Linked DNA regions of Mus musculus: regions 1, 2, 3, 4 and 6 are each linked to region 5. Evidence: chromatin loops called from intact Hi-C (ENCODE). Cell type or tissue: heart. All regions are shown on one strand. Links, peaks and the distances in the headings refer to the core of each region. The heading gives the core; the rest is flanking DNA.

Region 1 (5,050 bases), core at 611-4,610, 540 kb before region 5:
ACACTTGCTTAGTCTATGTTAGGTCCCCAGCACTTTAAAACACCTAGAATACAGACTTTAGCGCAATAAGCAATTTTACAATCAACAGTGTTAAGGACAGTCACATTGTAGAGCTGGAGAGATGACTCATGGGTCAAGAGTGCTTGCTACTCTTACAGAGGACCCTGAATTTGGCTCCCAGCACCCATGTCCAGGGGTTCATATGCACTTGTATCTCTAGCTTCAGGGAGTCCAACGCCATCTTGGCCTCTGAGGACACCTTCATGCACATGTTACACACACACACACACACACACGCACACGCACACGTACACGCACACGCACCATCTTAAAAGGGGGAAAAGAAAGACTATTTACATGAAGTGGAGATGTCTCTCAATGGTAGAGCACTTGCCCAGCATGCAATGGGCTCTGGGTCCTTTCCCGGGAAGTACTTATTGGTGCCACCCACACCCCAGTCAATCAGCACTCTGTGTTTTGTGTATGTGACTTTGACTACTCTAGATAAATGAGCTCATGCAGCGATTGTCCTATCCATCCCGTGTCATCCATGTTGTAGTTTGTGTCTAAATTGCCAACCTTTTATAGCTGAGGAACACGCCACCGTGTTGTCCCAATAGAGCATGGGAGCATGGTTTTTATTTTTATTTTTTATTTTTTGCTTTTGGTCCTGGTTTCTTGATGTGGGCACATGAGGTGCTTCCTCTGAGCATGGTGCCCCTGGTACCTGAAAAACAGACCAGACTCACTACGTAGTGAGTTCCAGAATAGCCAGGGCTACATAGAAAGATCTTGTTTCATAAACAAAATCAAAGGGGAAAAATTAGATACATCTATAAAACCTCTAACAAAACAACAACAGCAAAACAATAGCCAACCCACCAGCCAAACCACACTCAAACAAAAACGGAAGTGCATTCACTGGTCTCCTTCCACTGAGGTCCAGGGCTGGTGTCATTGCTATCCTGCACACACCCTCAGGCACTGAAGTCCCTTGTATACTGTCTCCCCATGTGGGAGCTGTTCTGATGAGCTGAGGTGCTTGGTGCTTCTTGGCCATCTTGTCCACTGATGAAAAGGCTCTGGAGCTTTTCCTACTCTGTGGGAACTGCCATGGTCAGTATGTTTCCTTTGTTGTGTTGGGGACCGTCATGAAGATGGAAGAGATTCCTGTCCTTTTACCTCAATGGGGATGACTTAAGGAAGGCTCTGGCCCTGCTATGGGTTGATGGGAAGTGATGGGACACAGGGCAGTTGCTGTGAGGAAGACCCTAAAGGCCCGTCTCAGCCACCTCCGTTCAGGGTTCCATGGAGCAGTCTGCTCCAGGTCGGAAGTGCAGCTTTCTGGAAAGTCCCCTTATCAGAGGGAATGACTCGGAGGCTGTGAACAGAACCTGGCTTGGAGAATTCCCCCTCCCAAGGACGCCCCTGCCTTCTTCCCCAACTCAGTACCGAGTTCCTGATCCGGCCCACAGTCTCTGCTACCTGTGGGAAGGATTTGAGGAAAGTGGTCATTAGAGATGATGTGACCATGAAATTGGCACCTTTGAGGACAAATGCAAATTTCAGAGCGATAAACAAACAAACAAACAAACAAACAAAACAACCCACAATCAATGTCCTGAACTCTTACTGTGTGACTGTCCCTGTGCTGAGAAGATAACAGCCATTTCCAGCAGCCCAGGAGGTGGGAACTATAGTCCCCATTCAAGAACATTCAGATATAATAGTGATAGTAATGGCTGGGAACATAGCTCATTGGTCAGCTCTTGTCTACCATCTATGGCTCAGTTCCCATCATCATCATCACCACCACCACCATTATCATCAACAACAAAAATGCCCAAATATTTTTGAGTTGGTGGTAATTGTCAACTTGACACAATCTAGAATCACAGGAGAAGGTAGTCTCAATGGGGAATTATGTAATTAGGTTGGCCTGTGGGCTTGTCTGTGTATGAGGGATTATCTTGATTATATTAATTGAGGTGTGATGACCCAGCCACTGAGAGTGGTACCATTCCCTAGGCACAGAATACTGGCTTGTGTAATAGCAGAGAAAGCCAGGAGAAGCATATCACATCCACTTAGCACAACAAGAGCTGCCCCTTCCTCACTAAGGGCTCTGATCTCCCAGCCAGTTTTGGCCAGTTTTACAGTATCAGATGTGATTTTTGTTCTTGTGGAGCCAGTCTCCGATTTGCTACCATTGTGGTGGGGGTGCATCTTGCCTGACTGATCAGTAGGGCAGCAACATTAAAATTATTCTAACCCTTTGAGATACGACTCAGACTTGCCCCTTCCCTGATGCTTTCCCCACTGTTATAGATGAACACACCCCTTAAACAGAACTCTCAGCTTGTTCTCCGTAACAGAGCCACTGGGTTGAGACAGCTGAAGATGTCAGAGCTAGAGACCTTTTAGATTTCTAGGGTCGTGTAATCACCCGAAGGCAGTGTTTAGCAGCACAGTGCCACCATGTGCTTGGCGTCCTGCAAAAACCCTGGTTACTGGGTCATTTAAGGTAATGTATGTTGGTGATGGCTAGGGTGCCATGTTCAGTTCTTACCAGTAGATGGCGGAATTGCAACAGTGTGCTTCCAGCAGGAAGCCCGAGTGTGTGTCTGAGGTGCTTAGCCTGGGCTGGAAGAAACTCCAGGAGTCACTTAGCTTATCTTTGAGCCTTTAGACAAACGCAGAGCTTGTTTATTTTAAAAGGAAGCACAGCCGTTAGTTAGCCTGCAAGCTTCATCACAACGTTTGGCAATGCAGGTCACAGAGAGGACATTGTTGTGGAAATATGAATTCCTGGCATGACCCAGTTTGGCTCCTAAATCATGTTCCCACTTTGTCTTGGTTCCATAGCTTGTAAGGTAAAAAGGCAGACTGCGTCATGTTTAAAACTTTTTTCTTATGCTTAGTTAATTAATTGTGTGTATGGTGTGTGTGTCTGTGTTTAGTTGTGAGCTGTCTGATATGGATGCAGGAAACTGAACTCAGGTCCTGTGGAAGAGCAGAGGACACTCTTCACTGATGAGCTTTCTTGCTTGCCTTCTACTTCATTCATTCATTCATTCATTCATTGAGACTAGATGTCTCACTGAACCTGGAGTTCACTGATTTGGTACAACCAGCTGGAGAGTGAGCTCTAGGGACCCACTTCTCTCTCCCTCTATAGAGGGATTACAGACGATGCTGGCTAGTTTTACGTCAACTTGATACACGCTGGCATCATCAGAGAGAAGGGAGCCTCAACTGAGAAAATGTCTCCATAAGACTGAGCAAGCCTATAGGACATTTCCTTAATTAGAGATTGATGGGCCCAGCCCATTGTGGGTGGTGCTGTTCTGGGCTGGGTCCTGGGTTCTATAAGAAAGCAGCTGAACAAGCAAGGATGCACAAACAAGCCAGTAAGCAGCATCCCTCCATGGTTTCTGCATCAGCTCCTGCCTCCAGGTCCCTGCCCTCTCTGAGTTCCTCACTTCCTTCGGTGATGGACTAGGACGTGGAAGTGTGAGCCACATAGACACTTTCCTTCCCAGCTTACGGTTGGTCATAGTGCTTCATCACAGCCACACTACTCCTCACTAGGACACAGAGGTAGCTGCTGGAGGTGCTTTTGTATATGGATGCTGGGATCTGAACTCAGCTCCACAGCCTTATGTTGGATAGAAAGAATCTTGTGTATATGGGCTTTGAACCTGAAGTGGTGAGAGAGAACTCACTCGAAATAATGCACATGAGTAGATTTCTTTTCTTTTCTTTTCTTTTTTTTTTTTTTTCAAGACAGGGTTTCTCTGTATAGCCCTGGCTGTCCTGGAACTCACTTTGCAGACCAGGCTGACCTCAAACTCAGAAATCCGCCTGCCTCTGCCTCCCGAGTGCTGGGATTAAAAGTGTGTACCACCACGCCTGGCTGTTTGCCACTTTTTAACATTGAATCTGTCCGTCTATCTTTCTATATTTATTGGTTGATGAATGTGGTGTTTGTAGTTTTTTCTGTAGGTCTGTGTGTGTCTGGTGTGTGTGTGTGCGCAGGCGCACATGTGTGTGCACATGGATACAGAGACCACAGGTAGATGCCAGTTGTGCCCCACCCCCACCCCCACGCCTCCCTCTCCCTCTATTTATTTGGAGACAGGGTCTCTCAGGGAACTGGAAGCTCATTTATTTGACAAGGCTGGCTGCCCAACGAGCTTCAGGAATCTACTTGTTTCTGTATCTGCTCCTCTTCCCCCACCCCAGTCCTGTGGTTACAGGCATTGACCAGCCTATGCCAATTTTTATGTGGGGTCTGAGGATCCGAATTCAGATCCTTACCCTTGTGTGGCAGGCTCTTTACTACCCGAGCTAACCCCCAGACTTTAAGATTGTGTTTCAATCCCACTTTGAACTCAGGTGTTCTAAGGTTTTCTTTGCCAGCTCCTTGTCATAACTTGAGGTCTGTAAGGAGAGCACTTAGCTTTCCCCGTCCTGACGTATGAGAAAATGCTGTGGAACTCTTCCTTCAGCCCCGTCAGTCTCACCTGTTTCCTTATTTAATTGTTTGCAAACTACATAGCTAGAATTTCCCTGCCGAGTACCACTCATTCCTTGTGCGCAGAAACAGGAATTCTTAACCATAAAAGACTCTCGCAGGCCTCTGTGTACTCCTTTTTCCAAGAACAGGCTTTGTGCTTTGCTATCATATTTTCCGGGGGGGCGGGGGGAGGGGTCAGAGATCCATACAAGGTCAAGAAGTGCTGTTTGGAGCCTTTGTGGGATTCTGTTTATCTTCTCACTGGATGTTTTGACATTGCATCTGGCCAGGCCAGTCTTCCTCCCAGGCCACCATGAACTTGACAACAGTTCTTCTCATTTTTCCCAGAACGTGTGTTTTATTTCCATCCCCTGGTCCCTGACCCCTGACCCCTGACCCTTGCCCTTCCTTGGGGGCTTACTTTGGTTTAGGGAGGCAGTTGCTGCTTTTTCTCCTGTGGTCCCTCTTTTGGCAATGGGAACGTCCTCCCGGAACTCCTCTGCCTCAGCTCAGGGGTTGTCTCATCACAGA
Region 2 (5,050 bases), core at 611-4,610, 810 kb before region 5:
GGTTGTGAGCCACCATGTGGTTGCTGGGATTTGAACTTCAGACCTTCGGAAGAGCAGTCGGGTGCTCTTACCCACTGAGCCATCTCACCAGCCCTCATCCTGAGATTTTTAAAAAGGGCTTGGGTCTGGTGAGATGGCTCAGTGAGCTAAAGGTGCTTGCTGCCAAGTCTGGCGACGGAGTTCAATTCCCAGGGCCCACGTTGTTGTCGCGAGCCGTCCTCTGACCTCCAGGCGCTCACCTCCCCACAATAAGTGAATAAAGCAGGGCTGGAGAGATGACTGAGAAGTCAAGGGCCCTTGCTCTTAGCAAGAGTTCTGTCCCCAGCACCCACTGCAAGCTGCTCACACCTGCTTGTTCAGCTCCATGTCACCTTACCCTTTCTCCTGACCTTCTCAGGCATCCATACACAACCACACAGAGAGAGAGAAAGAGAGAGAGAGAGAGAGAGCGCCTGAGACGGCTCAACAGTTAAAGGCACTGGCCACCAAACCTGAACACCTGAGTTTGGTCCTCAGAACCTACAAGGTGGAGGGCGAGAACTGACTCCAACAGGGTTTCTCCTCTGATGACCTTCACACCGTGTCACAAGCATACACCCACATCCGCACAAATGAATTAATGTAATTTAATTTTTTTAAAAAAGGTACTGAAGACTACAGACCCCTCTGGAGTGGTGTTTACCTTGAAGAAATGGACTGCAGGGGACTCTGCAGACATTGAGTGTCCTGAGGTTCATTTAGATTTTCCATCAAGCTAAGCAAGAGTGACACATGTTATCCTAGCAACCTCAGGTTGGACCAAGGAGTCTGTTTAGCCTGGACTCCACATGAAGGAAGATCTTGATTAGGAGATATGCGAGAGGCATCTACTCTTCTGCCTTAGACTTTCCCCTCGGCTTCCATGGTTGCTTCGGTGAACGTGTTTCACCCTAAGATTTCACAGTGAGGCTGTGTTAAAGGGAAATGCAGCCGGTCAGACAGCCTTACCAGAGAATACAGGAAGGAGTGTGGAACCAGGAGACAACAGCTACTTGGAAGTTCTTTTAAATGTCTAATGCTCTCTACCCCAGCCTCACTGTGACCCCCAGGGACAGAGCCTACCCCAGCCTCACCGTGACCCCCAGGGACAGAGCCTACTCCAGCCTCACCGTGACCCCCAGGGACAGAGCCTACCCCAGCCTCACCGTGACCCCAGGAATGGACCGGAGTGTTTCCATGGTACAGTCCAGGCTGAGGCTCATGCTCAGTGCTTTCTTATCATGCTGGCTTTTGGTCCTCCCCAAACCGTGGGGTCCTGAGCACCTGGGTCTTCCTTTGGTCTCTGCCATGACCCCATATACAGGTTCCGCAGGTACCTTCTCAGCTCAGACACAGCTGGGCCGGCCCTAGGCCTTCCATGTCCATCCAGAGTCGGCCCCTCCCTGTGCAGCATCTGAGAGGAGAGAGTGGGGAGTTCACAGTGAGACCAGGGTTTAAACCGTGTTTTTTAAAAATTACTCACTGGAGCAGGGCATGATAGAGCATGCCTGTAATCCCAGGAGGACTTGCTGTGAGTTCAAGAGTAGCAAGTTCTATGGGTAGCAAATTCCAGGCCAGGCAGGGAGGCTTGTATCAAGATATTCTCTTAAAAAAAAAAAAAGAAAAACAAAAACAAAAATTTTAAAAATAGGAAAGGAAAAGAAGACTCTACTGTCCAGTGATCTGTTGTGCGATCTCACGTTCTGCCTCTGGAGCAATGGGTCTCAATTCTCAACCTTCCTAACGCTGCACCCTTTAGTACACTTCCTCATGCTGTAGTGACCCCTACCACATATCATAAAATTGCTTGCAATGCTACTACAAAACTGTAACTTTGCTACTGTTAAGAATCATAATGTAAAGCCGGGAGTGGTGGCGCACGCCTTTAATCCCAGTACTCGGGAGGCAGACCCTGTCTCGAAAAACCAAAAAAAAAAAAAAAAAAAAAAAAAATCGTAATGTAAATATCCATTTGACAAAAATCTTAGGTGACCCCTATGGAAAAAAAAGAAAAAGGTCATTTGACCCCTCCCCCCAAAAGGGTTTCAAGTCACAGGTTGAGAACCTCTGTTCTAGAGACTAGAGGCCCTGGAACCTTAGATCCTTGTGTGTCAGGGCTTCTCATGGAGAAGTGTGTTCTTGGAATGGAGGAAACCAGGCGTACTAGTCATCTAGGACTGTAGCATGTAGGAAGCTGAAGGCAGAATTGTTAGTTCAAGACCAGCCTAGGCCACCCTCAAATTAAAAAAACATTAAATTATAGAAATTCACCTGTAACCGAAAGAAAGCATTAAATAACAGGAGATGATAGTAAAGTAAGAGATGGAAAGACAAGCCAGGGGTGTGGCTCGGGGGCCCGAGACCCATCCTGACACTGTCACCAAAGCTGTAGCCCGGGATACTTGAGATTCTGTTTAGATAGATAGATGGATGGATAGATAGATAGATAGATAGATAGATAGATAGATAGATAGATAGATAGATAGATAGATAAAGGTGGCTTCCACCAGTAATCCCAGCACTCAGGAGGTAGAGGTAGGAGAGTCAGGCATTGAAGGTGGTGCAGACCTTTAATGCCAGAACTCAGGAGGCAGAGGCAGGCAGATTTCTGAGTTCAAGTCCAGGCTGGTCTACAAAGCAAATTCCAGAGCAGCCAGGGCTAAGTAGTGAGACCCTGTCTCATAAAAGAATAAAAATAAAAAAGAAAGAAATGTTGCCGGGTGTGGTGGCACACGCCTTTGATCCCATCACTCAGGAGGCAGAGGCAGGCGGATTTCTGAGTTCGAGGCCAGCCTGGTCTACAGAGTGAGTTCCAGAACAGCCAGGGCTATACAGAGAAACCCTGTCTCAAAAAACCAAAAAAAAAAAAAAAAGAAAGAAAGAAAGAAAGAAAGGAATTTCACTTCTTTCCTAACCAGTTTTCAGCTACTGTCCCCCTGGTTGACTAAGCAGATGAAGAGCTCCTCTGAAGTTTTCCAGGTCCACGCAGGACATAACCTGTGAGTCCCCCAGTCAAAGCTTGTAGAACCTGGAAGAGCCCTTGGGAGTGCCGGGGTTGTAGTACCACAGGTGACCACAAGATGGCAGAGGAGCGCTGTAGACAGCAGCCTGTGTTCTTGGCCCACTCACAGTTGTTGCTTTCTTCTCTGCAAGTGTATTGCGATTTTCTGAGTCGTCTTTTCCGCTAACTGGTGGTCTTTTTTCTCTCATCTCTGCCCATTTCTTTTTGTTTCTGTCTGCCTGTCCTTCTGCTTCACCACTGATTATACAGAGATTGAAATAGTTTTTAAAATATGTTAACATTTGTATGTGGGCGGGGGGGGGGAGTTGCATGTATTTTAAATGCAACATATTCACTGACACAGGAAAAAAAAGCCTTTTGTTTGTTTGTATTGTTTTGGTTTTTTGTTTTTGTTTTGTTTTTTTGTTTTTTTTTTTCAAGACAGGGTTTCTCTGTATAGCCCTGGCTGTCCTGAAACTCACTTTGTAGACCAGGCTGGCCTCAAACTCAGAAATCCACCTGCCTCTGCCTCCAAGTCCTGGGATTAAAGGCGTGCGCCACCACCACGCCCGGCTTGTTTTGTTTTTTAAAAGACAGGAGTTCATTTATTCCAAACTGGTCTCAAACTCACGTGGTTGACAATGGCCTTGAAGTTTCTGATATTCCTGCGTCCTCTCACCAAGCACTAAAACTACAGGTTTGCATCACCACACCCAGTTTTATACACTGTGAGGGCTTAAATCCAGGACCTTTTGCGTCCTGGGAAAGTCCTCTACTATCTGAGCTCCGTCCCCAGCTACTGCCACTGTTGAAAGGGTAGCTGTAATGGCACCTGACCTCCGGCACCTTATTGCCTTTTGCAGGTCGGCTAGACTGGATACAGGCAGGCTTTCTTGGACTCTAAGGAAAGGCTTTCTGGAACCCCAGCTGGCCACGTCAGGTTCATGTTCCAAATGAGGTGATGCCCGGCCTAGCCCAGTTAGTACCAGCAGTCTGGGAGCTCCTTGGGCTAGAGGCTTGGTGCCAGCAAGGGATTCCCTGAGAGTTCTGAGCCCAAACAGAGGTAGAACAAAGTCCACCTAGTGTTTGACATGGCTCTGGGAAGTGTAAACTAAAGTGGGTCCAGCCAGCTTCTCAGGACCACTCCCTGCCCACAAACACTTCCTCCTGAATCGAAGGCCCTCAGCTGAAAACATCCTCCATTCGCTCCAGGATGTTTCCAGTGTCCGGTCAGAGCCAAAGCCCAGCGCCGTGGACCGGGCCAGCTGCTTTTGCTGGGAACGGCATTGCAGGCTCCAGTTTCACAACGCCAGCCACCACCCTCTCCCCCTCTGAACCTCAGTGTTCCCGAGCGCTTTGGCTTAACATGACCACTAGCAGTAATTCAAGTCTGCTTTGTAAATATCTATCTAGTGCCAAACACCACAAAAGCTTGTTTCCTTTCCTGTGGGGTTAGAATAAGAAACACACACACACAGGGCGGGGTCTCTATGTATGTTTCAGACCGTGTGCGATTGCTTAATGTCCTCTGATTAATTTGTGTCTAGCAGTCATCTTCCTCCAAAAACCATTTTCTTTGTCAAATCATGAGTTATGTAATCAGTCACATTTCCTTTTTCCTCATTGGCTTCCGGGAAGCTCGGTGCTGAATATAATAGTGCCCTCTTCCTCTTATTTTATTGTTATTATTGTTGTTGTTATTATTGTTGTTATTATTTTGGGTTTTCAAGACAGGATTTCTGTAAATTCAAGGCTAGCCTGGTCTACTACTGAATTTCAGCATAGCTAGGGCTACATAGAGAGACCCCGCCTCAAAATAGCATTAAAAAAAAAAGTTAAAATTAACAGAGGATAGTCTAAAGTAACTAAGTATTGTATGTGCACGCCACTGTGTTCAGAAGGCAGAAGTGGGGTTTTATGACAAGTTCTTTACCCTCCCTGAGCCATCCCACCAGCTCAGCTCAAGACAATCTGGTTTGAAGCCTTTAGCCTTGCCACTCCCCAGCCTTGGACGCTCTTTGTGATAAGGTG
Region 3 (5,050 bases), core at 501-4,500, 110 kb after region 5:
TTTATTCTTATCTCTTCGAATTTAACCCTACAGTCAGGAGCAGTAAATATTAATGATCTTAGCTTCAGAAAATGCCCTGAATTCCTCCACTTAATTCTATTCACTATTGCCACTGTAGCTGAAATTTTTATCCCCCTGTTGAGATTTCAGCCTAACTGGACTCCTTGCCCCTCTATTTGTTCTTTTAGTTTCCTCAGTAGCACCCAATACTACTGAACCCCAGTTCATATGTGCCGCCTCTGTCTCACAAGTCCTTAAAATGGCCCTGCTTGGCTTGTTCCTGCCCCCATCCCTTGCTGCTTTTTCTTTTCTTACCAAGTGGCATTCAGACTGACTACTTTGTTTAAGTACTACCAGCTTTGTTGTTAGTTAAAGCCTTTGCACTTTTGAGGGTGAAGGTTTTAAAACAGTCTTGGGTATTCCATGTTAGCCTTAAACTTACTATATAGCCAAGGCTAACCTTGAATTCCTGTTCCTCCTGCCTCCACCTCCTAAGTGCTAGAGTTAAGAGGTCTGCACCTCTATATCTAGCTTATGCTTGCTCTTGCCTCAGCGTTCTCCCCCTAAGATGTCAATATACCTTCTGTTCTCTGTTTCAAGGAACTCTACTAGAGAACCCAGCTTGAGCACATTATAAAATAAGTCCTCACTGCCTTCCATTCCCCTAACTAGCTCTTGGGCCCCACTCTTTTGACTCATATCTTAGCTGCAGTAAAATGTACTGTGCCTGACTCCTTACTCTCTGAAATGTCAGCTGTTAGGTCAGAACTGCCCAATTTATATCTCCAGTGTCCTGTGGAATTTACTGTGATAGGAACTCAATGTATTTACATGTTGCATAAATTAATAAGGGCATTCTTCATAAAGGAATTGGTAAAATGAATTATAATACATTTATATGTTGGAATGCCATATAGTAAAAGGAGTTTTATATGTGTGTGTGTGAAAACTAGCAATGAAAACTGTCTGTCTGTAAAAATAGTATGATAGAAAATTCAGAGTTCATTTGTGTGTGTGTGTGTGTGTGTGTGTGTGTGTGTGTGTGTGTGTGTGAGAGAGAGAGAGAGAGAGATTGGAATTAAATCATGCCTTATCTTTTTGGGGGATGGGCTGGGGTTGAAACTGGATTTTATTGTGTAATTCTGGCTGTCCTGGAACTCACTGTATAGACCAGGCTGATCTCCCACAGAGATCCATTTGCTTCTTGCCTCCTGGGACTTAAGGTGTGTGCCACCACACCTGGCTAAGCCTTATTTTGTTAGGCAAGCACTCTCACTGAACTATATCCCAAACTCAGAGATGAATATTAAATTATTATGTAATCTCATGTTTAAAATAGGAAATGTTAAGACATAGTATATAATCTTCTAAATTGTAAAAATACTCCATTTGTACAATTCACAAGACCTTAAAACAATGGGGAAAATGCAAGTCTTTTTTGAGGCTCCTAGAGGAGATAGCCACTGCTGACAGATTGTATTTGAGATTTTCACCTTTACTTCAGATAATGTCTCTTATGTAATCAGTCAGTCAATCAATCAATATTTACTTATTTATCTCCCTCCCTCCCTCCCTCCTTCCCTATCAACCTATGTACCTACCTATCTATTTATGAGACTGAATTTTTCTGTGTACCCCTGGCTGTCCTGCAACTCACTCCATATATCAGACTGGCCTTGAATTCAAAGATCTGCCTTCCAAGGATTAAAGGCATGCACTACCACACCCAGTTGAAGATGTATTTATAGTTCATGTATTTGAGTGTTTTGTCTGCATGCATGTCTGTGCACCACATGCATGCACTGTCTGCAGAAGAGAAAAAGATGCTCCCCTGGAACTGGAGTTAAAGGTGGCTGTGAGCTGCCATGTAGTGCTGGGAGTTGAACCCACACCCTCTGGAAGAGCAGCCAGTGTGCTCTTAATCACTGAGCCACCTTTCCAGCCGTAACAATCTTTAAAAAGTTCCATTTTCAGGGCTGAGATGGCTCAGCAGTCAAGAGCACTGACTGCTCTTTCTTTCTTTCTTTTTTTTTTTTAAGTTTTTATTTATGAGTACACTATCTTCAGACACACCAGAAGAGGGCGTCAGATCCCATTACAGATGGTTGTGAGCCACCATGTGGTTGTTGGGAATTGAACTCAGGACCTCTGGAAGAGCAGTCAGTGCTCTTAACCGCTGAGCCATCTCTCCAGCCCCTGACTGCTCTTTCAAAGGTCCTGAGTGAGTTCAATACCCAGCAACCACATGGTGGCTCACAACCATCTGCAATGGGATCTGATGCCCTCTTCTGGTGTGTCTGAAGACAGCTGCAATATATATACTCTGTGTGTGTAAAAATTTTTTTAGTTCCATTTTCCCCCACTATGAAGGATTTATTTAACATAATCTTGTTTTCACCCAATCTTTTCAGATGTTCATATATTATGTATATAAATTTGTCATTTTAGCTACAATTGAGACTTTGTTATGCAAATTATTCTAAGACCTGAAAACAATAAGGAACATTATAATATTACAATTGTTTCATTGTTGGGCATTGCAAAAGCCAAATGATTTTTATTGGATTCACTGAGAGAAACAGTTGTAGTTACTAATTTAGTCTTCATTGGATTAAATAATTCTTGTTGTCAAAGTCTGGTGGATCTGTTTTTTAATCTTTGTCTGTATATATGTCCATATGAGTACATGAAAAGGCTAGGGTTGATACTGGGAAGTCTTCCTTAATTCTGTTTCCACCCATCTGTCTGTCTGTCTATTTATTTTGAGACAGGGTCTCTCACAAGACTGGCCAGTGAGCCTCCATTATCCTCCTGTTTCTGGCCCTAACATTGGGGCTACAGACATGTCCTGCCTAGCTTCTTCACGCTTGCATGGCAAACATTCTACCCACAAAACCATCTCTCCAGCCTTTTAAAACTTTTTTTTTTTTTTTTTTGAGACAGGGTTTCTCTGTGTAGCCCTGGCTATCCTGGAACTCACTCTGTAGACCAGGCTGACCTCGAACTCAGAAATTCGCCTGCCTCTGCCTCCCGGGTGCTGGGATTAAAGGCGTGCACCGCCATGCCTGGCCTTTTAAAACTCTTAATGCCAAACTACTGTTTCTTTGAAAGCTCCTTTAAAACTATGTAGGTATTTTCTCTTTGTTTAAAAAAAAAATGTGTATATGAGTGTGGTATGTATACAGAATGCTGCACTGCTGTACCCAGTTTTTTGTATGAATACTTAGGGCATGAATTCAGGTCTTTATTTCTGTATGCCAGGCATTTGACTAAGAATCCATTCCCCCACTGTTCTCCTTTCTGTCTTTTGTTGTCATTTTAAATTTTAATAAAATAGATATATAGAGTACAAAGTCTATCAGTCATTGTTGGTAATTTTTTAAGAAATATTTTCAGTAAAAATCTAGCATTGGGGCTAAAGAGATGGTTCAGTAGTTGAGCACTAAATGTTTTTCCAGAGGACCTGAGTTCAATTCCCAGCATCCACATGGCAGCTCATAACTGTCTGTAACTCCAAGATCTGACAACCTCATACAGACATACAGGCAGGCAAAACCATAGCAATGTGCATAAAATAAATAACATTATTTTTGAAAGATCCAACATCAAACTAATGTAACATTTCTAAACCTGCAGAATTCCCATCTTTCCCACCATTCTGGGAAATTCATTTTGAGAAATTGAAAAAATACCAAACAGTGGAAATGGTAAGGCAGTATCACTATATACAACAACTGAGAATTAGCCTGTACCATCAAATGATTAGTTTCAGTTTTTAAGAAAAATGTACGCTTATCTAAAAAGATGAAACCCCACCTCCCACACTCCCTTTCGTTTTCCACTCACACAGGGCAGCTCACAGGAGGTAGAACTGTATCATTCTCATGTATCTTCTAAACATTACATATATATGTGTGTATCCATCACCATACAAAGTCCTAAGCTTCATGAAAGAAAATTTATGTTGATGAAAGTCATCGTAATCCTTCAGTCTAGGCTCATCCCCTAACTCCCTACACACACATTGTTTTTAGGCATCTTTTTGTTTTTAGTGGATCTATTGTGGTGCACTTTACAGAGGTATATGTAGTATTTCATCTTAAGAATTTTCCATTGTTCTTGGCAGGCATGTCAGTATTTCCCAGTATTTATTTGGCTACCCTAAATCAATCCCAGGTAAATTTCCTGGTATCTATATGCTAATACTCACAAGCTAATTTAGTGTTTCAAGGAATGTTTCCCTGTTCTCAAAGTCAAAACCAGTCCATTGTTGTATAGCTTTTTCATATTCCACTTCCAGTCTTCCTAGATCTTACTTTTACTTTTCTGCATAGTTCATGGAATGCTTTTCTTCCTGCAAGAACAGTTTACTCCCAAACAGCCTTGGTATTCCCTTCTCTCCTGTGCCATTGCCTCATATTCTAAATTCTAGTAAACAAATCGGCTCTTTGTAAATCCATTCAGTTCTCCTGAATCAATATTAGACCCACCATGTTTTCCATAGGTCTGTGCTTTAAGATATGTTTCACTGGTCTCTCAAGTCTTGATGTCACTCTGTGTATTTATCATTTTCTCCAGCTTCTGTTCAGACTTTTTTTCACTTCTTCACCATCTCTTGACTTCTTGCTTCAATGCAGTTTGCTAGCCTTTAGTCTAATATAAAGATACAGGTGCTTGGAGAAAAGGTTCAATGGCAGAGTGTGCCTAGCATACATGAGGCTTGGGTCAATCTTTAGCTCCACTTGGTTTAATTTACTTTAATATACTTCTTGCCTTGGTGCCAAATGGACCCAGAGGCTGTACTCAACAGCTGGGCAAAGACCGCAGTGTTCCCCTGGCCTATTTAAGGTGTGTAGCTTAGGCCCGGTGAGCTCACTGTTTAGCAAGGGTGACCTTGAACTTTCAGTCTTTTTCCACTTCATAAATATGGCATTTATAGGAGTGCAACACTACTCCTGGTTTACACAGATTTTTTTTTTTTAAGATTTATTATTCATTTTATGTGAGTACACTGTCTCTGTCTTCAGACACACCAGAAGAGGGCATCTGA
Region 4 (5,050 bases), core at 524-4,523, 56 kb after region 5:
TGAAACTAAAAATTTCATCTGTCTTCAAATGGTTCCTTTAAAACTGCACTCAGGAAACAGGCATCAGGGCATATGCCTATACTGCCAGCTCCTAGGGCCTGGGACAAAAGGACTGAGAATTTAGAACAATCTTGGCTACATAGTGAGACTCTCTGAAAACAGATAAAGGTGAGTCTGTGTGCTTGGAATGTAGTTCAGTTGGTAGACTGCTTGCCTAGCTTATAATTAATCCTAGCTCTTGGAAAGCAGGAGCAGGAGGACCAGAAGTTTGACAGTATCTTCAGCCAGTGGGAGATCTAGGTTAGCCTCAGCTATACATTAGACCTTTTATCAAAACAAAAAGCTGAAAATGGGACCTGTGGTCTAGAAAGGGCACTGGGAATCCTCTAGCTCTAGCACAAGGTTGGTGAAACTTGAAACGATTAGATAATTGGCCCAGACAACTTGTTTGTGGACCAGCTGGAAGAACTCAGTTTCAACTGTCCATTTCTCTTTCTCTTCTGGTCTCCTCTCCTAATTTATGACACTCTAGTGTTATTTAAGGAGTTATTTTTAGGCTGTGTATAGTGGCTGCATGCCTGTAATCCCAGAACTCTGAAAGAGGTCGAAGGACCCACCACCTAAGGCCAGCCCATGCTGCATAGTCAGTTGCAGGCCATATTCTTTTCAGATTTATTTTTAATTATGTCTGTGTGTGCACATGAACGCACTGTCCATGGAAGCCTTACGGGTGTAGATGTTTTGGAGCAAACCCAAGAACAGTGCCAATCTTAACCACGGAGTCATCTCTCCAGGCCCCTTTCTTTTGGTCTTAAGATACCCAGGCTGGCAATCTTGTTTCATCTCAGTCTCCCAAGTTATGGGAATGTGGGTGTTATTTTCTTGATCTCACTATAATCAAAGAACTGTCTTTGTTTTCCCACTGTGCAGACTTGAGGAGCCACAGTGCACTCCTTTTGTTCATCATTTTCATGCTTGAGACTGACTGCATTCTGGGGGCTCCTCCTTGCCCCCTTTCCCTACCCTTTGCTCCTGACTTGCTCTTCCCCTCTTCCCTTCAAAACGTTCATCTTTCCAAGCAGCCTGGGATCTGGAAGATGACTCCCAATTTGAGTTTTTCTACTTGAGTTCTGAAGGATGGAGAATGTACAAAAAGGAATTATCATCCTTTGCCCATTTGGCAGGTCTCTGTCCAGTCAATATGTGGAAAAATTAATAATAACAGAATTCTACTTTGGAGTACTTGCCAACGCCTGGAAAAGTTCAAGCCGGCTGTGTAAAAGCTTGAATGTTTCTCTTGTGATTCCCTTGTAGTCCTTCAGACACGTTCAGACATCTGGTCAAGGAAGCATCAGAAGAAAACAAAAAGCTGAGTCGTTACTTTGAAGTCCGTGTCTTGGCTCGTGAAACTAGGTGAAGAAAGTGACTTTTTCCCCCTTTGGCGCTGGGGTCAGAGGTGGAACCCTTTCCCATGCAGGAAAGCCCTCCTGTCGCAGGCGCTCACCCTCTCAGCAGACACTCTGAAGAGCAGGCCCCCAGCACCCCAGGAGGGCCATCTTGTCACCGGAGGTTAAGATGGAACCTCCCCCTAGGTGCTTTGAGAGAGTTCCCCGGGGGGCGGGTAGCGACCTCCGCTCTGGAGGGGGGCATGCTGGTGAGGGCTCGGCTGTGATCCCAGGACACCTTTGTCCCTGGAGACGCCAGGCCAGTCAGGTACGTGGAAGGCGAGAGCCGCCGGCCGGCTTTCCGTGCCTGTGGCGTGGCGTGGCGTGGCGTGGGGTCTGGGGACGTGGACCATGGCTGCGGGGGATGGCCGGCTGGCGGACATCGGGTGGGCACCGCGAACTCAGTGACACCCCTTGCCCCGCTCCCGGGCTCTCTCCTCGGATCCATCGCTGGGCAGAGCAACCTCTTTCCTCACCCCAAAAAATGTGTGTAGATGAGAGGCAGGGCGAGCGCGGCAGTCCCGCCGGGTCGCCGCTCCGACGCTGCTCCGCGGCCTGAGGCGCAGCCCAACCGTCGGCCTCCGACTCTGTCTCCACAAAGGCGGGCTCCCGAGGCTCCGGCCCCGGCCGCTTACCCGGCGCCCCCGAGCCGACCAACCACCCCTCACGTCGCAGGCGGGGCCGCAAGCGCCGCCAGCCGCCCGCCCTCAGCAGCCCTGTCAGGCGCGGCCTGTTCCGCCGGTGCGGGGTCCCCTGGTTAACCCCTGCCCGCCAGCGCGGCCGCTGATTGGAGGAGGCGGAGCTCCGGGGGCAGCAGCGACCCTCCCCCCAACACCTTTCCCGTCCCCTCCCCCACGGCCGGCACTACCTCCCCCCCACCCCAGGAACACCCCCCCCCCGTGCCTCCCAGCCGTGCAAATCTCGCGAGGAAACACGCGGTTTCACTAGTGTGTTTACACCGATCACTACTAATCCGGACCGAACCGATCCGGATTAAGGGGCCGGAGGCGGGTCCTGGGCACTAGCGGTTCCGACCCCCCCCCCATCCCGCCCTCCGCGCCGCACCCGAGTGGCCCCCAGCCGAGCGGGCCCCCACTTCTCGGCCCGACCCAGACCCTTCTGCGCCTCCCTTGGCCTTTGTCCGGCGCCAGGAGGCCGGCCCCGCGCCCCCCGGCGGCCGCCCGGGCCCGGGCCCGCGTCAGCCGCCTGGCTCCGTACGCGAGCTCGGGGATCTGCGGCCTCCGTGGCCCCCCTCCCCCGCCCGCCCTGTCGTGGAGCCCGGCGCCGCCGGCGGCTGCCCGGGCGGGGGGTTGCGGCGCTCAGGAGAGGCCCCGGCTCCGCCCCGGGCCTGCCCAGGGGGAGAGCGGAGCGGTCAGCAGCCGGGTCGGGTCGGGGCCCCTCCCGAGAGGAGAGTGGAGCGGCAGCGGCGGCAGGTGAGAAGCTCAGCCCCTGGACGTGGAAGGGCGCCGGGGCCTGGGGTATTAACCGTCCCGGGGGCCCCACTCCAGGGCCCGAGGAGGCTGCGACCCGGGCCGGCGTCGTGCCGCAGCTCCTGGGCGCCGAGGCGGGAGGTGCTCCCCGAGGGCTGCGGGGTCGCCGAGGGGCCGGGCCGAAGATGGACCAGGCCCAGGCCTGGGAGTGTGGCGGTCGGCCTGCCGGGAGAGGCGACTCCGGGGAGCTGGAGGCCTCGGCAGCCTACGGGGCGCCCCCGAGAGCTGTCCCTCGCTCCGTCCGTGACAGGTGGGCCCGGAGTTGGGGAAAGTTTGGAGCCGGCGAGGGGCGCCGGGACCAGGCCCCATCGGTCCTGCTTCCCGGCTTGGGGCCATTGGGAGGATCCCGGTCCAAAGCCCCTCTGGAAAGAGATGGGGTGGGTATTTTCTGATCATGAGTTGACATTAAATGGGGTAACTGCTAGGGCCTCATTTTCTGGGCCAGGCCTGGGGATGGAGGGTTGGGAAATGTTTCCAGAGACCTTGGGATTGGGGAGAGACTGCATTGTAACCTCTGCCTTTCCGACCTCGATTATTAGGGCAGGACAAGTAGTGAGCAAGGCCACCTACCTACTTAGGGAAAACTCGGTTTTCTTCTCAGTCTTTTTTTTTTTTTTTTAAGATGCCTTTCTACCATTCTAACAGTTTCCTAATTCCTTACTTGTGTGTGTGAGTGAAACTTGAATTCGTCACCTTTTCATTCCCCTTTGCTCCAGGCATTCAGTCCAGGAAGGGAAATGAAAGTTAGGACGGGTGTAGGGGATGTTACTGGAAATTATGGAGCTGTTAGATTGCAGAGAAGGTTTGATTCCTTTTTCAGTGAACTTTAATACAAATTTCTGCCAATCACTCCAGGAGTGCCTCCAGTAACTCTGGAATACTAGAATGTTTGAAGGGTTCCTATGTTATGATGCATGCTCTTTTTCTATTCTCAATATTGAAGAACTTTTTAATGGATGATGCAAGAGTACTTTCTCCCATCGGATGGACAAACTTGCTCATAGCATCTACATTAATTGGTCAGGAAAAGAGTTTAAAAATGGTGCCCTCCTGCTCCTCCCTGTTTGGGAGGAGTGCAAGCAGGTACCCAGAGTGGAGAGGAAACTACTGTTCCATGGAGTGGTCAGAAAAAGATTTTGTAAAGGAATTGTTACAGTTACATCAATTTCCTGAGTGAATGTAGGTTGATGGTTTATGTTGGGTTCTACATTACATTTACCATGAAAGAATTCCATTTTTCACTAGCTACTGTGAGCTATTCAGAGAAAGGAGCTATATACAGTAGGGCTTCTTGACGTTATTTGCAGCTTCTGATTCACTCTGGATTCACTTGAAATTATTAAATGACTCATATTTTTAGCTTAACTAGTTCTTATGTGTTTGGGAAAGAAATCTCTAGAAGTACTTAGATTGAAAGGTATCTGACAGGAGTTTTCTATTTGTAAGTTTGCCCTTGTTCTACCCTTCTGCTTAACTTTTACAGAGTTTATATGAAGAGTTTCTTTCTTTTTTTTTTTAAAGATTTATTTATTTATTATATGTAAGTACACTGTAGCTGTCTTCAGACACTCCAGAAGAGGGAGTGTCAGATCTTGTTACAGATGGTTGTGAACCACCATGTGGTTGCTGGGATTTGAACTCTGGACCTTCGGAAGAGCAGTCGGGTGCTCTTACCCACTGAGCCATCTCACCAGCCCCTTTATTTCTTTTTATTTACTTTTTTTTGTAATTTTTTTTTTTAAATTTATGTAGCCCTAGGTGGTCTTGAGTTTGCTGTGTGTAGACCAGGCTGCCCTTAAATTTGTGTCTGTCTGCTACTTATACCTCTTGAATGTTAGGATTATTACGGGGGGTAGACTTCCATACCTCCCTCCCCCTATAAAGACCAAATTAGAATTCAGGAAAAGTAGAAACGATCCTCGTAGGTGAGAACTTGAACTGCTACGGAATCTTAGATAACTGTTGATGACATCAGATAACTTATAGCACTTGAATGTGTATTTCCTTGAGGTTTACAAAATTACTGTGTGTTTTGTTTTACACAAAACTTTTTTCTTTTCAGTTAGTTTTCATGGCTTCTTGTCCCTCTTTCTTTTTCTGTAGAAATGATGGAAG
Region 5 (5,050 bases), core at 534-4,533:
TCGGCCAAAATGATTAAGCCTGCAGCTACCAAAACAATATTAGCTGTTCTCAGAGAAATAACCATAACAAGATTAGCAATTCTCCTGCCCCCTGCTCCACACTGAATTCTGACAAAGACCACAAACCACCCTGACCTTGTTGTGAGAATTCCCCTGGCGTTAATAGCTGTGACATTAATAGCTGATCCATAAGTTCAAAATGTACTATTACTTTGCTGACCAAATCATAATAACCCACCATGGGGGCAAGCAAAGTGAGTCACTAGGCCAAAGGGTTACTTAGTCACTATACAAACCAACCAATGTCTGAAAGGGTCACTTGCTACACCAATGAGAACCCTGTTGCTCAAATCTGCCCCTTACAAAGGTATAAAAAGTGTGTCCTCTCTTTGTTCTTGGTCTCTCCTCTGGCCTGCGTGCTGGGAGGGGAGTCCCCAACATGTTAGATCAATAAAAATCCTCATGCGTTTTGCAGTGATGGCGGCGGTCTCTGTGGTCCTTGTGAGTAAGGGTCGTTTGACACTACAACAGGGGCAGGTCCTGCAGAACCCAAGCTGCAGGATCTCCATGACACAGGCCAATAATAGGCTATCTGAAAAGAATTCAAGAGAGGATCCAGTATTGATAGTATAGCAGAAGCCAGAGGTACCAAGCCAGATCAATGATATTTGCAAGCCGTTTGAGTAAAAGAGTAAACTGTGTGATACACCGCAGATTCGACAGAGAGATGGGGTTTTTGTTTTCTTTTGGAGGGTAGGTTGTGAGGGCAATAGGGAATATGGAAGGAAGGAGAGATGAGTGGGATTGCATGCTGTGAAATCCACAAAGAATCAAAAAGTTTTTTAAAAGAAAAAAACAAAAACAAAAAAGGTTATTAAATCAGTTTATACAAAAGGCTGCTCATGCTCTGTAAAAGTTAAAAAGAAGCAATTAAGACATCAAGATCCTTCCCTGGAGCTCTTGTTCCACAGCAACGCCATTAAATGGCCCAGAATTGGCACCGCCTGCAACAAGGGGTTGGGAGGGTGATGGGGTTGGGGTGGCTGGGTCATGAAATGATTAACTACCCTGCCCTGGGCTAACATCCAAGTCGATCCCCTGGAGAGCCTTTAGCCTTTCCAAGCATTGAATATATCCGCTTAGTAGGAGAGTGCCCTTTATCGTCCACTAGGGGGCCCCTCGATTCCTCTGAAACACAGTTCTCAATGTATTCTGACCACCTTGCACCACGTCTTCCGAACTCCTTTCAAAAGATGTTAGATGCTTCAACTGCCGAAGGAAAATGAGTTGGTACAGGCCAGCAAAATACATTGTGTAAACTCATTTAGTGGGTTAGCGAGAGGGCACAGCGATTAAGAGCTGCTCTCGAAAGAGGACGTGAATTCAGTTCCCAGCACCTACATCAGGCAGCTCACAACTACCTGTAACTCCAGCTCCAGGAGATCTGATATTCCTCTGAACACACACACACACACAAATAATTTTTTAAAGAAAATGGAGAGGTGACTCAGCGGTTAAGAACACCATCTGCTTTTCCAGAGCACCAGGGGTCAAGTCTTAGCACCCACGTGGCAGCTCACAACTGTGTGTAACTCCTGTTCTAGGGGATCTGATACCTTCACACAGAAATGCATGAAGTTAAATTACCAATGGACATAAAATAGAAATAAATAAATTTAAAAAAGAAAACCAAGCACACACACCATTTTCAGTAAATGATACAATACACTGAAGTAAATAGATACACTGAAATACACTGATGTAAATAGACACAAAAAAGAAAATGGTCTAAAAACAAAAGCTCAAGTTTAGAATAGTTAAACATTTGGAAATGCATGTTGTAATTCCAGCACTGGCAAAGTTAGACGTGACAGGAGGGTCCAGAGTTTGAAGCCAGATAAGGGTACACAGTGACACACTCATCCATTTTCAGAAGCCATGCATTTGAAAGAGTAAGGAGGGGAATATGGGAGGGTTGAGGAGGAGTGATGTAATGTCATAATCTCAAAAATAAAAACCTAGCCAGGTGTGGAGGCAGCACACATCTTTGATCCCAGTACCCAGAAGCCAGAGGCAGGCAGATCTCTGAAGTTGAAACCTTCCTGGTCTACAAAGAGAGTTATGAGATAGTCAGAGCTATATAGAGGAATTCTATATTTAAAAAGAAAATAATAATTAAAACACACACGGGGGGGGGGAAGAAGGGAGGGAGGAGAGGAGAGAGAAAGAGAAGCAGCCATATATTTCAAATGGCTCACTTATTAAAAATAATGTTGGAACTTCAAGTAAAAGGACAATGAGCTTTCTGCACACACAAAAATTATATAATGGGATTGTTGAATGTGAACACTAACAGCTTTTAAAGAGCATGATATTAAAAAAAAAAAATACATATAGCTGGATGTGATGGTGAATGCCTTTAATCCCGGTACTTGAGAGGCAGAGACAGGCACATCTCTGAGTTTGAGGCCAGTTTAATCTGCATAGAGAGCTGGAGGCCAGCCAGAATTACATAGTCCTTCAAAATGTATCAAAATAATAACAAAAACAACAACAATAATAACAACAACAACAATAACTCTGGCTGGTAAAATGGCACAGCAAGTAAGCTGCCTGCCACCAAGCCTAAAGAAATTATAGAGCCTGGAGAGCCCTATAATTAAGGGCACTGGCTACTCTTCTAGGAGACCCATATTTTGATCCCTGGTACCCATATGTTGGTTCACAAGCATCTGTAACTCCAGTTCGAGGAGATCTGGTGCCCTCTTCTGGCCTCCATGAGCATTGCATGCACGTGGTGCACAACCATGCGTACACATAAAGGGGAAATTTATTTAAATAGAAAATATAAGGCTAAAAATGTGCAATTATAAATTATATACCAGTGACCTACTATTAGTTTTAAAATATTTATACATATATGTATAGTATATAAGTGTACAATGTATACATTTAAATAAATTGAATACATATTACAAGCTCTATGCATGAACGAATTACAATTTTTATTGTGCCAATTAAGCCTGGCTTTTCAAGGAGGTGTGGTCGGTTATGTCATTTAACACGGAAGCTTCATGCTCTCAAAACCCACGCGCTGCCTCCCCGCGGACTGTGGTCTGGTGACCACGTCTCATCACAGTCGGCTAGTCAAAGCTTTTCCTGGGGGGAATCTTGGGACCTGCACGGAACCGTACTCGAGGGAATAGCCTCCTACTTCCTCCCCGTGCTGCACGCCCTTGTGCATCTCCAGGGAGAAATGACTCCTTTCGGACTCGCCTCCGCTGAGCTTCCCAATCACTTGGAACCCGCCCCGCCCCGCCCCGCCCCGCCCCGCCCCGCCCCGCCCCGCCCTCCATCTTCCCTCCCAGTGACGCTACTTCCGGAAGGGGCGTGGCCCACAGGAAGTCCTCGCCTTCGGGAAGAGAAGGCGTTTCCGTCTCCGGTGTCATGGCGGCCTCCTTCCCTGAAGGCGTGCCGGAGACCGAGGACGGGAAGAGACCGCAGTTCGGGCACCGGTTCCTGAGCGACCCGGCGCGCGTCTTCCATCACAATGCCTGGTAACTGCCCTGCATCTCGCCCGGCTCTTCGCCAGCCCGGAGCACTTGGAGAAAAGCCCTGCCCGCTGGCCCTCCTCCCGCGGCGGTAGCTGAAGCGTTCGCCTCCCGAGGACCGACGTTCCCGGGTCCGGGACCGGTGGGCCTGAAGCTGCCCGTTTGGTTTTCACAGGGACAACGTGAAGTGGTCCGAGGAGCAGGCCGCGGCGGCGGAGAGGAAAGTGCAGGAGAACAGCTCCCCGCTGGTGTGCCCGGAGAAGCAAGGTGCGCTCCGTTGTGCCCGCAGTGTGGGACGCGCCTCCTCCAGACGGCAAGAAAAATGGGGGCACCGGGATCGTTTTATCACTGACCTGATGGAGAACTCCGGCCCAGAACGGGTCGGGGAGGGGACGGGTTAGGAGGCAAAGGGGCTGTCTTCTAACAAAGTCTTGAAGCCATTGGGGTTGGACTTTGTTGTTGTTGTTGTTGAACTCTCTAGTTCTACGAGTGTCGCGTTGATGTGGCTGGCCTGTGGCAACCGTAAAGTCGTTCAGTCATCTTAGGGTAGCTTCTACAGTTTACCTTCTGCTGGGACGTTTCCATCAGAGCTAGATTGATGTGGTCGGATCCTAACGTACTGTGGGAGGAGAGGATTAGATCATAACATCTTTTCTTGAGGTGTTGGGTTTGGAGATGTGGGACTTCTACCAAAGAAAGATGCGTGCAGCAGAGTGGAGAGACGAGTCTGCTCAAAGCGAAAGAGGTCATTTCCGAAGACAAGAATAATTCCTTTATAAAATACTAGAACTGGTTGTCCCTGTTTCTAGGAGGCGTTTGAAAGTAAACCTGGAACTTTAAGGTAATAGGCATCAGGGGGTTGGAGAGATGGCTCATCGGTTATGATAATAAGCACTGATAGTTTCTCTATAGTACCGAGGTCACTGGCCAGGCACGTACCTCCTAAGATGTAGGGGTGTAATCTCTTGGGAGGCAGAGACAAGAGGTTGAGTGGGGTCAAGAGCATCCTTGCTACGTAGAGTTCCACTCCTGCCTGGGCTGCATGAGAGCTTGTCTCAAAAATAAGTATATGTATATATTCCAGTTGCAAAGTAGGCACCCTGCCTGCATTGTTAGGTAGATAAGACTAGATAAAGCTTCGTAGAGTTGAGAGGGATTTTGAAAATCATGTAGCCCAGTATCCTCTTTTCGCAGTTAAAGGACCAGTTAGCCAAGTGCAGTGGTGTATTCCTGTAGACTCAGCTCCGTGGGAGGCTGAGGCAGAAGGATCACTGAATTGGAGGCCATCCTGGGCAGCATAGGGTGATCTAGTCTCCAAAACGATTAAACTTGGACCACGGGGCCTTAAGTGCTTTGCCTAGAGGTAAGCAGTCAGTGGTGGATTCCAATTTCTCAGGTTTTTATTCTTTCATCAATTCTAGTCCAGGTCTCTTGTGTTGACAACGAGCAGAAAAAGAGCCCCTATCAGTCTCCTGATTAATCAAAACTCTTCTTGCTTC
Region 6 (5,050 bases), core at 517-4,516, 360 kb before region 5:
AAGGTGTCACTACAATCGTCTTGTTTTCTTTGCAAGGATAATTGATGTGGACGGCTTGCAGTTTATATTAAGGGCAGGGGCAGAGAGGGGTGTACTCAGAAACATCGTCCCTCCATTCTTTAGTTCCTTTGTAACCAAATGAATCTGCCTTTAATACTTGCTCCACTGAGAAGCTTTGACAAGATATTTGAACCCATGAGTTACGATTATTCAGTATGGGACCTTAGGGATATCTGCTCTGTTTTGTTTTGATTTGCTGTTTTGAGACGAGGATTCCTGTATTCTAGGCTGGCCTCAAATTTGTTGTGTAATTGGGGATGAGATTGAATTTCTGATCCACCTGCCTCTACCTACTGATGGCTGACATGAGTATGTACCAGCATGCCTAGTTCATGCAGTCCTGTGAATCACATCTGGGGCTTTGCATAGCTAAGCAAACACTTTTCCAGTTGTGCTTTGTCCCCAGAACATAGGATATATTTTTCTTTCATATGTACATATGAAAGATATATATTTATATGTAATATATAACATATTTTGAATGATATATTATCATCTTGAATGATAAAATATATCATACATATATATTTTTTATCTTGCTTATATATGTTTTTAAAAGATTTATTTTATTTATATGAGTACACTGTAGCTGTCTTCAGACACACCAGAAGAAGGCATCAGAACCCATTACAGATGATTGTGAGACACTATGTGGTTGCTGGGAATTGAACTCAGGACGTCTGGAAGAGCAGTCAGTGTTCTTAACCACTGAGCCATCTCTCCAGCCCCTTGCTTATATATTCTAATGTATGATTTAACTAACTTTAAAGTGCTTGAATTTCAATTGGTATTAAACACTCTTAGAGGATAAAGACACAAGTGTGGCTCTTTGCTGAGATCATCTTTATCCTATCATGTAAGACATTTGAATACAAACAATGACCTGTAAAACTCAATTAATTCGGAAATTTTATCTGAGAGTAACGTTTGTAAAAAGAATAAAGAAATTGGGGAATCAAGATTTCTGTGAAAACAATGAAAAGGTGAGAAAACCTGGGTATTCAACAATCATGCAAATTATCTGCTCAAAAGATAACTGTGCAGCCATTGAATAAAAAACACTGTAATAATGCAAAATGGAAAGAAAACTACACAGAAGATATATACACACCACCAATAGACTTATATTTAAAATACATGCATCAGAGAACTTGGGAGAATGCAAGTGGAAAACTGGGAAAGATGGGTAGATTTTTGTCTCTTTCTAGGGGCAAACATGTGTGCTCTGATGTCTTCTGACAGCAGAGGGTGCCTATGACCACGGCATCTGTGCTGACATTCCCTGGCTGCTGAGAAATCTTTTTTTCCCTGACTGTTTGGGGGTTGAAACTGATTTCCCCTTATTATTTTTTTGTGTATTTGTTCAAGTCTCTTAAACTGACATTTCATAGTCTGTTGACATGTGAGGTGGCTGTCACCCTGCACCACACACTGTGAATTGATTTCTTTGTAGTGGATATTGATAAGGTCTTAACCTTGTTTTGTCTGATGTCAACATACCTTTGTTCTATATTTTCTCATGTATTTAATTTAGTTTTGTTGTTTTAATTTTGCTTATTCTACTATTAAATGAATAAAAGATAAAGTTGATGAAGTGCAAAAGAAGCAGAAATATTTTAAAATGAAGACATTTGTTAAAAAATAAACAAAATCTTTAGAAACTAAAGATACTAAAATTAACCATCTGCTAGTGATATCAGTACATTAAACAAAGCCAAAGTAAGCATGAACTGTAAAATGGTCTGAGGGTTTATATGGGGAGAATCCAGTAAAGATTTGGAATATAGGAAAGGGTTAAAGGCATAGGAAACAGGTGTCTAACATTCATGCATACAGGTGGCTGTATTGAAAATATTCAAAAGGGTGTGGCTGATAACTTTTCAATCCACAGAGAGACCTTCAGCTGTTAATTATTGAAGTTCAAAGACTTTTATGCAGAATAAGAAATACATAGGAAAACGTTCCAGAAACTGCACCAAACCCAAAGAGAAACCTTAATTGTATGCTAATAGAGAAGTCAAACTCACCACTTTCAAAGAAGGAACGTATCTCAGTTCTTGATATTTTTTTCCTGGGTGTTGAAATGTTAGGAAGTTTTCATAAGTTGAAGAAGGGACATTTCCCAGATTTGGAGGAATCTAGACAGTGAGAATTTGAAAGTTTAAAGTTTTCCACTAAAGTGTTTAGTCTTTCAAATACTCTGGGTGAAATGCCGCTGCTGTGCTTCTGCGTTAGAGCCAGCAGGGGGAGCCAGGTAGGAGCGGGCTAGACATTCAGTACTGGGATGCAAATTGATGGTTTAAGATGTAGAAAAACTCTCTTCTTTTTAGTACCTTCAGAGGATTAATCCAGGTGTCTAACTGCTTCGGTCCCAGCATTTCATTTACGTTGGTTTAATTTAATGAAATTGAATCTAATCTGAGGACTGACCTCATGAGTTCATGGTTGGAACTCCCATGCTAGGGAGGCATGGAAGGGAGAGGAGACCTCAAACCTCCAATCCCTCGGAACCCTTTTATTTCTCTCAGCATCTTTTTGTTTTTGGAGATGAGGATGCTGTGTCCTTACGGGTGGGGTGTCCTTATGGGTGGGACATCTCCCAACTGAAAGTCTCATGACCTCATTCAGCCGATGTGTCCTTCTTTCTGATCAATTCTAGGATCTAGTCATCTTAACATATTCACTATATTACCAAGTTACAAACATTGCCTTCTTATCCATTTGATTTTGTGCATAGTTTTTTTTTTTTTTTTTTTTTGTTGTTGTTCTGTTTGATATTTTTTCCCCACATTGAACAGGAAGTATTTGCTGGTAAGAAAAAAAAATGAAATTGTCCTTTTCATCAACAGATATTTAAAAAATGATCTCTTTGCTGAACGTGACCCTGCATGCTGTCCTTTAGTCTTACTTATATATACTTTAATAATCATTGCTGCGCACACACACACACACACACACACACACACATTTATCCTATACAACTTGTGACTGTTTTAACACATGGGTCACGTAATGAGTTGTGTAGTGAATGTACTAGGTCCTGAATATCATTAAAAAGCAAATGGGAATACTTAGAACGGTAGCAGAGGGCTTCGGAGTGTATCACAGGCGGGAGTGGTAAGTGCTACGTTATGAAACTTTGATCCCTGTGTGTTGTGTCTGTGTGTTGTGTGAGTGTGGGAGGTGCCCTTGTATCCCCCCAGTCAAACCAATGTGTTGTGATCACAGAAATATGTTACTATATTAACATAATTGTTGCCTCACTACTGTCTTAAAAAAAAGATTTAGTTTTATTTTATGTGTGTGAAGATTTGCCTTCATGCATGTAGGTGTATCACATGCGTGGCTGATACCTGCAGGGGCCGGAAGAGATGTCAGAGTCCCTGGCACTGGAGTTACAGATGGTCATAAGCTGCCTTGTGGGTGCTGGGAAGTGAACCCCAGCACCTCTTGAAGGCAGCAGATGCTTTGAGCTGCGGAACCATCTCTTTAGCCCTTGTGGTAGTAAGTTTGATCCATTTAAACCCTACTCTCTCTCTCTCTCTCTCTCTCTCTTTAACTTTGCAGAAAAAGAGGCGATCTTAAGAAACACAATTAATTATTTAACTGGCGTATCTGCAATGACACGGTTCAAAAGTGAGTATAATAAAAATGAAAGTAAGTTTCTGGAATCACCGCATTGTATTTTAAACTTCTTTCAAACGCCATTTGTTTTTTTCTTTGAGTATTTTCCTAAAGTTTCCTTTGCCTCATTTTAAATGTTGTATCCAGACTTCCCATGCCTTAGCTAATTATTCGAATAATTATTTAGAATGTCATACCTGTAATGACTCCTAAAGGCAAATTACTTTACAGTATACGCACGCTATATTGTAGGGATAACCCCATTGCTCCAGCAGCACACACCCCTCTCGTTTCTGTAAATCTCCATGTGGTTATTCTCTCACTTCAGAAACATGTTGTAAAAGAGCGCATAGTCTGGGGCAGGAAAGCCAGCCAGCATGCTCTCGAAGAAGGAAGGCTCCTGGACTCCGAGAAGGACTCTCCCTTTTTAGACCACATTACTTTTCCTGTCCTCAATGGCTTGCCTTCTGTACTCGCCTCTCGACCATCCTGAACTTGTGCCCAGTTGTTGGCAAACCTTACTGTTTGTGTTATCCTGGAGCGTGCAGCAGAAACGCCTTTGAGAGCTAGCAGTGAATGAACAAAGCCTGAGCTTCCTCAGAAATTATACCCCAAAGGAACTTTTACCTGGCTGCAGTTTGGTTTTGTTAATTGTCTAATTGACTTTAAAGACAAAACCCACTGATGTGTTTCAAAAGCTTTTTGACTCAGAATTCTTTTTTTTTCTTTAAGTTTTTAAAAAAATTCTTTAATTTTTTTTTACAGTCAAGACTTCATCCTCCTTCCCATCTGCCCCCCCCCACCCACTGCTTCCCATCCCATACCTCCCCCCATCCCCTGTCTCCAAGAGGATGTCCCCATCCCCAACTCCACCAGACCTCCCCATTCCCTGGGGCCCCAAGTCTCTTGAAGATTAGATGCATCTTCTCCCACTGAGTTCAGATCCGGCAGTTCTCTGCTGTATATGTGTGTGTGTGGGGGGGGGGGCTCATATCAGATGGCGTATGCTGCCTGGTTGGTGGTTTAGTGTCTGAGAGATCTTGGGGGTCCAAGTCAGTTGAGACTGCTAGTCTTCCCATGGGGCTGCCCTCCTCCTCAGCTTCTTCCAGTTTTTTCCCAATTCAACCACAGGGGTCTCTGGCTTCCGTCCATTGGTTGGGTGTAAATATCTGCATCTGACTCTCTCAGCTGCTCGTTGGGCCAGAGTTCTTTTAAAGATACACCTATTTAATTTCTGTAGGCCGTGGGTTCCAAGGATTAAAAAGGAATTAGTCTCAATGTCAACCACCGTTCTCTTTCATTCCCGTACTTTCAGGTTTATTGAAAGGGGTCCAGACCTTTGATAATATCAGAGGTAATAAGATGC

Evidence for each region. A loop is a pair of places that touch in the nucleus more often than their neighbours do. Peaks named below come from ENCODE experiments on the same cell type or tissue, not always from the same donor. Only the 100,000 strongest peaks of a DNase experiment are listed, where the experiment ranks them.
Region 1: it touches region 5 in a loop (5-fold over the local background); 20 of 42 quality-filtered maps call a loop at or near these places.
Region 2: a loop joins it to region 5, with 4 times the contacts of the local background. A loop is called at or near these places in 6 of 42 quality-filtered maps.
Region 3: a loop joins it to region 5, with 2.3 times the contacts of the local background. A loop is called at or near these places in 3 of 42 quality-filtered maps.
Region 4: it touches region 5 in a loop (9-fold over the local background); 15 of 42 quality-filtered maps call a loop at or near these places.
Region 6: a loop joins it to region 5, with 5 times the contacts of the local background. A loop is called at or near these places in 12 of 42 quality-filtered maps.

What each region holds. Positions count from the first base shown.
Region 1 is chr11:104,587,736-104,592,785 of GRCm38, forward strand. No RefSeq gene overlaps it. Among named protein-coding and RNA genes, the nearest start is that of Myl4, 13 kb to the left of the region's middle. In heart, for the core only: no CTCF peak of the experiment used is centred there; a DNase peak (open chromatin) is centred at 2,576.
Region 2 is chr11:104,312,808-104,317,857 of GRCm38, forward strand. All of the region lies in intron 8 of Mapt (microtubule-associated protein tau), which reads left to right. Among named protein-coding and RNA genes, the nearest start is that of Mapt, 84 kb to the left of the region's middle. In heart, for the core only: a CTCF peak has its summit at 3,088 (motif pointing right); DNase peaks (open chromatin) are centred at 3,084 and 4,274.
Region 3 is chr11:105,229,880-105,234,929 of GRCm38, forward strand. All of the region lies in intron 7 of Tlk2 (tousled-like kinase 2 (Arabidopsis)), which reads left to right. Among named protein-coding and RNA genes, the nearest start is that of Tlk2, 51 kb to the left of the region's middle. In heart, for the core only: a CTCF peak has its summit at 2,288 (motif pointing left); no DNase peak of the experiment used is centred there.
Region 4 is chr11:105,179,174-105,184,223 of GRCm38, forward strand. It overlaps Tlk2 (tousled-like kinase 2 (Arabidopsis)), which reads left to right and starts at 2,354. Exons shown (of 22, transcript NM_001112705.2): 1 at 2,354-2,878; 2 at 5,039-5,050. The coding sequence starts at 5,041. It overlaps 1700052K11Rik (RIKEN cDNA 1700052K11 gene), which reads right to left and starts at 2,260. Exons shown (of 1, transcript NR_027956.1): 1 at 1-2,260. In heart, for the core only: no CTCF peak of the experiment used is centred there; DNase peaks (open chromatin) are centred at 1,598, 2,288, 3,048 and 3,198; H3K4me3 peaks cover 3,711 bases; H3K27ac peaks cover 3,118 bases.
Region 5 is chr11:105,123,050-105,128,099 of GRCm38, forward strand. It overlaps Mettl2 (methyltransferase like 2), which reads left to right and starts at 3,376. Exons shown (of 9, transcript NM_172567.3): 1 at 3,376-3,557; 2 at 3,727-3,818. The coding sequence starts at 3,448. In heart, for the core only: CTCF peaks have their summits at 1,168 (motif pointing right) and 2,776 (motif pointing left); a DNase peak (open chromatin) is centred at 3,282; H3K4me3 peaks cover 1,717 bases; H3K27ac peaks cover 973 bases.
Region 6 is chr11:104,765,958-104,771,007 of GRCm38, forward strand. Efcab13 reads left to right here. Exons shown (of 31, transcript XM_030246468.1): 27 at 3,628-3,696; 28 at 5,000-5,050. Among named protein-coding and RNA genes, the nearest start is that of Gm11639, 13 kb to the right of the region's middle. In heart, for the core only: a CTCF peak has its summit at 2,291 (motif pointing right); no DNase peak of the experiment used is centred there.